Regions from separate parts of the Homo sapiens genome. Here region 1 is linked to region 2. A link is a contact called in ENCODE Hi-C or POLR2A ChIA-PET data. All regions are on one chromosome and are shown on one strand. The core of a region is the stretch at or near the end of the contact, and the rest is flanking DNA. Distances in the headings are between cores, read along the strand shown. Region 1 overlaps ANKS1A (ankyrin repeat and sterile alpha motif domain containing 1A). Region 2 overlaps ANKS1A (ankyrin repeat and sterile alpha motif domain containing 1A).

What was found. Hi-C counts contacts between places; a loop is a spot of excess contacts on that map. ChIA-PET counts read pairs that join two places held with the same protein, here RNA polymerase II (POLR2A). Pooled maps may share reads with other maps.
Region 1: a loop to region 2 is called in a map of posterior vena cava, with 13 times the contacts of the local background. The contact joins two enhancer-like sites. A Hi-C loop is called at or near these places in 5 of 168 maps with a recorded cell type or tissue (IMR-90, cardiac septum, heart left ventricle and 2 more) and 3 of 50 pooled maps. POLR2A ChIA-PET finds 5 or more read pairs at or near these places in 5 of 52 experiments (A549, A673, AG04450 and 2 more).

Annotation. Positions count from the first base shown.
Region 1 is chr6:35,089,874-35,093,643 of GRCh38, forward strand. ANKS1A (ankyrin repeat and sterile alpha motif domain containing 1A) reads left to right here. Exons shown (of 24, transcript NM_015245.3): 24 at 1-1,533. Among named protein-coding and RNA genes, the nearest start is that of TCP11, 50 kb to the right of the region's middle. Within about 2 kb of position 1,623, at least 3 of the 41 ENCODE cell types and tissues checked have a DNase peak (open chromatin) inside an H3K27ac peak, as active enhancers do; they include heart right ventricle, where a contact is called at or near this core.
Region 2 is chr6:35,055,912-35,059,487 of GRCh38, forward strand. The region is part of intron 12 of ANKS1A (ankyrin repeat and sterile alpha motif domain containing 1A); the gene reads left to right. Among named protein-coding and RNA genes, the nearest start is that of TCP11, 84 kb to the right of the region's middle. RefSeq lists enhancers at 2,015-2,534, 3,573-3,576. Within about 2 kb of position 2,318, at least 6 of the 41 ENCODE cell types and tissues checked have a DNase peak (open chromatin) inside an H3K27ac peak, as active enhancers do; they include heart right ventricle, where a contact is called at or near this core.

The DNA.
Region 1 (3,770 bases), core at 373-2,872, 33 kb after region 2:
GAGCTTTCCTGGCATAGGTCAATCAGGTCCCAGGATGAATAATCCAGGCTTCAGCAACACTCCTCTTTCCCAGCCAGCAAAGGCTGTGAATTTGAATTCTTTGTTGGTATGTATGTGCAGGGAGTACTGTTAGGCACATTCTTAACCCATGTGGTTGGCCAGAAATCAGAAGTGGGGCTGTGTCTCTGACTGGCTAGAGGCCAGGCCTTGTGGGTTTCTATCTGCTAAGCACCCAGCAGGTTGGGGCCTGGGACTCAGCTCTCTCTGCGGTAGAGGCAGGCCCTCCTCCACTTCTTGGTACTAAACGAAGATCTCGACACCTTGCAGTTTTACTTCATTTCCTGCCCCTTTCAGGGCCTGTGAGGATGCCCATGAGCTACCGCTGTACAGTTCTCGGCCCCGGCTTTCTTCCAAGAGTTGACCAGGAACCCTAAAGCATCCAGAGTAGACTGCGCTGCCACTGCGCACATGCTGGTGCCCGTCTTCCTCCTAAGGGGCCAGGCCACATCCAAGTGGGCCTCTGTCGGGGGCGGGGCGGTAGGTCCGAAAGAAACCGCAGACACTACGATGCACTCCTCAAGCTGTCTTTTGTGCTTAGATCATCCATAGGTGTTTCTTCTGCTTGAAGCTGCTATATCATCTTTATTTATTCAGGGTATTTTCATATTGGAAGCCTTGGCTAGTCTGCTCTAGCTCTGGGTTCTGTTTAGAGATTGGTTTATTTCTGAATATTCAAGAAAGGAAAATGACTGGGCCTTTCTTTCTTTTCTTCTCCTCTGGGATGGGTAGTCTCCCTTTCCTAGAAAGGTTATTATAACTTTAAGGACAGGCTTCAAGTGGGAAGGCCCCTACTTTTGCACTTCTCCAAGTGCAGGTCACACCAGGGGCAGACCCTGTCGCTGCGTTTCTGAACTGTGAAGGAGCCCATTCGGGTGGGAGACTTCAGATGGGCTCAGTACCTGTCCCAGCCACAGGCTTCTTGTCCACCTCTTCTCCCCTGCCCACCAGCTGCTCAGCGCATAAGACCTTCCCGACAGGCTCTGCGTGTGCAGCTCTCTGCGTCCCTCCTGGGCCCTCCAGCGTCAGACACTAATGGGAGTTCCCGAGATGCTCGGGTTTGAGCAGGGAGCAGGCAGAGCTGCAGTCAGAGACATTAGAAAACCAGTCTGAATTGGGTCTGTCTTTGAGATGCCCAGGCCAGCAGAAAGCAGCTCAGAAGTATTGTTGCTCATGGTGTGGCAATGGACTGAACTGTAATGAAAATGTTATTTAATCTTTGTCTCTGTATTTTGATACTTGAATGACTTTCCCTTTTGTTTTACTGTATATAAAATTGTTAATCTGTCTGATTTTGTCTGAATTATAAACACTTTGAGGTACCAAACATAACCAATCTGTGCAACAACATAGACTGACCTCAGTACCCAAGAGAGTGTAAATATTTCTGGGCTTCCAGCTTTGGTTTTGTTATTTTCATAACTGTACACAACTTAGAACAGACTGAATTAATAAATGAGAAGCGACATGAACGCAGCCTTAATTCTTCTGAGTCTTTGAATTGGAAAGCGTCTTGATGGTTTTCTGGCAGAGGCGTGGGCACAGGCGAGACGCAGGCTCAGGATCAGTGATTCGCATCCTACACCGTTTGGCTGAGATGACGACAGCTTGGCTGTTTGGCTTTCTGTCTCGCACTCTCTAACAAACAGTTAGTTACAGCTGTGCTGTGAGGCGCAAGGGCCCCAGGATTCACCTTCCCCTCCTTAGGAACATCGTTCTGTGAACACCAAGCCAGGGCCACATTCTAGTTACTGCTGCAGTGGCATCTCTTCTGCCTCTTGGTCTGGGCTTGTCCACCCATAGACATGAACCGAACATCTGCCTCCCAGGCAGCCTGGGGGATCTAGAGCTGTGAAAGAAAGTGCTCTCCTTTCAGGAACTTGCTTGGATTGCAGAGGTTAAGTTTTAGACATAAACAACTAGCTACCAGCCCGAAGCCGTGCTATGGTAGGGATGCAGAGGGCAAAGTGTTCCCAGAGGGCTGGTGGCAGGGAGAGGAAGGGGCAGGGTGCTGAGCTGTATTTAAAGGGGAGAATTTGGGAAAGCACAAGCAAGCGGTCATAGCGGCCCCTTCACTGATTGACGGAGCACCTTGGCCCCTTCACTGATGGAGCACCTGTGTTCCAGCTCTGCTAGCTTTCCAGGCAACCATCTCATTAGCCCCACTCCTTTCCGGACAGGTGTTGTCACCTCTATTCATAAAGCAGGGCCCAGGGCCTCTATTCATAAAGCGGGAGGGACCTTGAGCCCCATCTGGTCCAGTGGCTCCAGCTGCCAGAGCCCCTGTTCCTAGGCCTGTTTCAACCCCAGCTGCCTAGCACTGAACGCTTTTATTCCTGAGTTTCTGTGGACGCTTCCGTTTCTTAAAAGGGCCTTAAAAAAGAAAATTCACTTATCTAGTTCAGTACCCATATTGAACATAAACAATAGTTGTTTATGTCTAAAACTTAACCTCTTTTATTGGTAGAGAAAACAAGGTCCAGACTTGGAAAATGATTCTCTCCTAGCCAGCCTGCCAGCGAATGGCAGAGAGCCAAATCCCAGGTTGTAACTCCCAACTAGGGCTTTGTAGGCCACACTGCGTTGAGTTGGGAAAGTCCACTGAGGCCCAGTGGGGGAGGCCTCACATTCCAGAGGGGTTCTTCATCCCCACATCCCTTGGCTCCCTGGCTATGGCGCTCTTTCCTAAGCAGAAGAAACCTGACAGCCAGAAGAGAAAGGTCAGGTCATAACTAGTGTCATCAGGGCACCAGGACACATAGCTGCTATCATCATCCCTTCTGGGACCACCTTACACATTCTGCCTCTGTGTGAGGCACAATCCCTGGCCTCTTCCACTCATTCCTTTCTCCCCCTTCAGGGGCTCATTTCTGTCATACTCCTCCACATCCTCATGAGCCTCCCCTTCACAGATGCTCAGGCTCCTAGACAGCTGGGTTGTTACTACTGAAAATTGGGATAGATCAATCCTCAGCAATGACCAGGCCACGGAGGAGGAACTTTCAAGCTGGAGCACTTTCCAAGGCAGCTCAAAACACCCTCTAGTCAGCCATGGCCACCCCTGACTTCCTGAACCCAGAGGGTATCCAAGTCCCATAAATAGGGACAGGCCGACTATCTAGTGTGTCATGCAGTTCAGCCTGGGGCTCACACTGCACCCACTGTCATCAACTAACAACAAGGAAAGCTAAAGTCTGAACCATCCCTTCCTCCGTGCAGCCTCTACGACTTTGAGACCGCTTTTTTCAGGATTCGGCTGTTAGGAACACTATTATAAACAACTATTTACCAAATAGAATTTTCCTAACACCATAAAATATTTATTACTCAGTAAATGGAGCTGGGACAATTGGGCAGCCAAGGAGGAGGGAGTGCAGGGAGATTCCTGTTCCAACTTATGCCAAAATAAATTCCAGATGGCTCACATATTTAAATGTAAAAACAAAAAAACAAACAAAACTCAAAGCTAGAAGAAAATGGGAGGCTTTTTTTTAATAAGCGTGGTTTGAGAAAGGCCTTTCCAAACGTTATAAAACCCTGAATCCATTTTTTAAAAAGGATTAATATATTTGAGTCTATAAAAACTAAACATTTCTGCATAGCAAAATGCACCTTTGAGAAAAAGAAACAATGGAAAACTAACATGTGCACCACATGTAACAAGGACACCTTGACAACAGCTATCAAAAGTAAACTAACGCCTATGTCTCGGA
Region 2 (3,576 bases), core at 1,068-3,567:
ATCTCACACTCTGTTGTAGCTTGCAAGCTTTTCCAAGGGTCAAGTGTTTGCGGGAAATGGATGTTCAGGACTGAGACAAACACTGTTACCATTTTCAAAGCTGTGCTTTGACCACAGGGATGGGAGGGATAGCAGTCAGTTCCATTGAGGATGGTTTCTGCTTTCTGTGTCCAAGGAGCAGGAGCCAAAATCACTTGCATATGCTTGAGAGCTGTGAGTCAGAAACAGCCATTGCCTCTTGGATTTGATAAGTCGGGAGATGTGGCAGCACCTCGGGAAGAGCCCTCCCCTTGGAAGGGTTAATGCTGAGCTCTTCCCGTGACATCTGGTCTCCTGTCTGATCCCACCTACTAGTTTTTTGTTTGTTTGTTTTATTTTTGTTGTTGTTGTTGTTTGAGACGGAGTCTCGCTCTTTCGCCCAGGCTGGAGTGCAGCGCGGTGATCTCCACTCACTGCAAGCTCCGCCTCCCGGGTTCACACCATTCTCTTGCCTCAGCCTCCCGAGTAGCTGGGACTACAGGCGCCCGCCACCACGCCCGGCTAATTTTTTGTATTTTTAGTAGAGACAGGGTTTCACCGTGTTAGCCAGGATGGTCTCGATCTCCTGACCTCCTGATCCACCCTCCTCGGCCTCCCAAAGTGCTGGGATTACAGGCGTGAGCCACGATGCCTGGCCCCACCTACCAGTTTTTGTCCCCCGTGAACCCATATGAGTGTTGAGAGGCAGTCTGTCTCTACCCTTGGGTTTTTGGATCCCAGCACACAGTCTTGTTTTAGTACTCATTTTCTTGAACCATCCTCTATAGTCCAGCTTGGGAAAGTCAAGAACAGGCACATGTGGGGGACCACCTAAACAGCGGGTTCATCCACCCGGGCTGCAGAGCCCCAGGCTGCTGTGTCTGCACCACTGCCAGGTGCTGAAGCGTGGAGAGGATGGGCTCAGGCCTGCCCATGAACCCTGTCTGATGGGTCAGGAGGGGGCTTTCCCCAGGATCTCAGGGAGTACTGTCTTCAGCTTGGACCAAAATGGAATCACTGTTTATTTTGACTGGTCAGTATCAGGGTTCAGATTGTCCTTGGGTTGGGCGTCAGGATCAGGGAGAAAAGATCTGGGCTCTGGGGTTAGTCTGGGTAGAGGAGGAGCAGGCCCTCCAGCAGGCAGCCCTGCACCAAGTGTGGGATTGCCCAGCACCACTGGTTTTGCAGAGGCGCCCGCACCCCCCAGCCGAAGGGCACGACCACAGCATTGGAGTCTCAGTTCTGTTTTTAGGGCCACAGGCCCCTGGGCTGCCACCACTGGAGCTAGTTAGCTGAATCGCCAACAGAAGCGTTTACAGCTAACTCATCCCTGTGCCAACTCCCATTCTCAGGAGTCCAGGAGGGTATGCCTTCCCACTGGCCCAGGCCACTCTGGCTCTGTCAACAAAGGCCTTCTCCGTCAAGCAGAAGGGAACTTGCTTGGCTGTCTTCTGATAAAGCCAGCCATGTTAGGTATTGAGTAGCTGGTCAAGCAGGATCCTTCTGGGGCCTGATGAGAACCCTCTCTTTTCCAGGGCTCATCTACAGCCTATTGGGATACCAGTATCTCCCAGCATATTTAGAGGGTAATGTGTCCAGGGCATATTTAGAAGCCCTGGACTTCTGTCCCTGTACCTGTTTTATCTTTTTGGCCTGTCTCCATCTGTACTTGGGATTTGGCCCTGGTTTCCCCCTTGCCCTTGGCCATCGCTGTCCTCCCCCAGAGTGTGAGTGGCCTGCTCTGGGGTGGGGCACTTCCCCTGGGCTCTAACAGGCCCCAAGAGAAGTCCGTCCCCAATTTGTTTGGTATACTCACCTAAGGAACATCAAGTGTAACGGCCTTATTTCATTGCCTGTTTTTATAAGAAGCACAGTCATTCGTAAAGTGGCAAGTAGGGGGGTCACTTACCTGTGGGCTATGCCCTTTGGGTCTGGTCATTCCTGTGTCCTCTCCTGGCTGTCCTGGAAACTGTCGAACAAAGCTCTAGGAGCAGTCCCTCTCTATTCTTCCTGACAAGCTGTTTCCAGCCCCTGGAGCTAGAGGTAAAGTTTCATATCTCCGCCCTTCATATGCATTTGTGCAGCCAACATCGGCTATTGGGAAATCTGTCATTTCGCTCTGATGCTAGTGCTGCTGTCTCCTTCTCCCTCAGCAGCCACAGCAGCAGTTGCTTCTGCTCCGATGTGATGTCCGATCCCTGATGTATTTTCCTGAGCTTGGAAGGGGGAGGGTGAGGAGGGGAGGAAGGGGAGGGCCAGACATTACGAGAGTGAGCAAGGACTGTGGAGCCAGCAGCAGGCAGCGTGGAGCCCAGGAGCCTTTAGACAAAGCATTCTGCTGCGGCTCTGTCAGCGCGCACATCCACCGGCAGCAGGCAGGACCACAGCTGCCCGGCTGGGGGATTACAAGCAAGAATGAATCAGCACCCGGGGACACTTGACTTCATGGGCATAGAAGAACCTGCCACGTAGGCTCCTGGAGCAGACTTCCCCATTCAAGGGCAGGGGAGCTCAAGTATCCCCCAGACTCGGCATCTTGGAGCGCTGCGGCAGCGTGCATCCAGAAGGCCGCCGGGTCCCTGACCATCATCTGTTCTGCAGGAGACAGAGGAGAGGGAGTGGAGGCTGGCAGAGTTGGTCACCAGGGTCTTGTAGATAACCAAGGAAGTTGGCATTGTCCTGCCCCAAGGGGCAGAAAGTACCTGGGAACGGCAGAATGACTTTCACCGTGTCAGGAGTTCACTGGAGGTGATGTGTTTATAGTTGGTTCTTCCTTTTCCTTCCTTGTACCTCTTTTTCCTCCTTTTCACTTTTTTCTTTCTTTCATCTGTTCTTGCCCACAAGAATCAGAGAAGTAGGTTGGGGTTCAGGCATCCAGCTCAGAACATCCAAGGTCTGCCAGAAAGGGCTGAACTTCTGTCCTCCCTGCACCACCAAAATCCCCATGCTGATCGAGGAGCAAATAGATGTCCTCCCTTCCCTGCTCATCCTTAGAGGAGAACGCCAAGATCCAGAGACCCTGGGACGACTGTGGCTGTCTTTATCACTCAGCCAAAGAGAGAACAGCGCAGGACGTGAATAGACTTAAGCCGCCACAGCTCAGCTGACAGAGGACCACTTCCTTTTTCTCTCTTTTATCTGGTTGGGTTTTGTCTTCTTTACCCAAGAACTGAATTTGCCTGCCTGCTTTCTACCTGAGCAGGCAGGTGAGTCACTGGAACAGCTGTTATCAGAAGAGGAAAATGAATGCCCAGCCCCTGAAAACCAGCCTGGCCCAAGAAGGCAACACTTCAGACGGCGTGCTGGCCCAGGAGACGCCCTGCTTGCCAGCTGCCAGAGTCTAGCTGTGGATCGGGCTCCTGGCCCACTGGCCGCGCAGCCCGGCGGAATGCGATGCTGCCGTCCCAGCAGAGCCACACCTGAGCCTGACCCCCGAGCCCCGGCCCATGTGCCCCATTCAGCCCCTTGCTGCCTTGAGCCTCTGAGCACAAAGGGCCGGTGGCCATGGTTTGCTTATTCCGGGACTGCTGGGGGAAAACAAGTAAAAGTCTCTTTTCT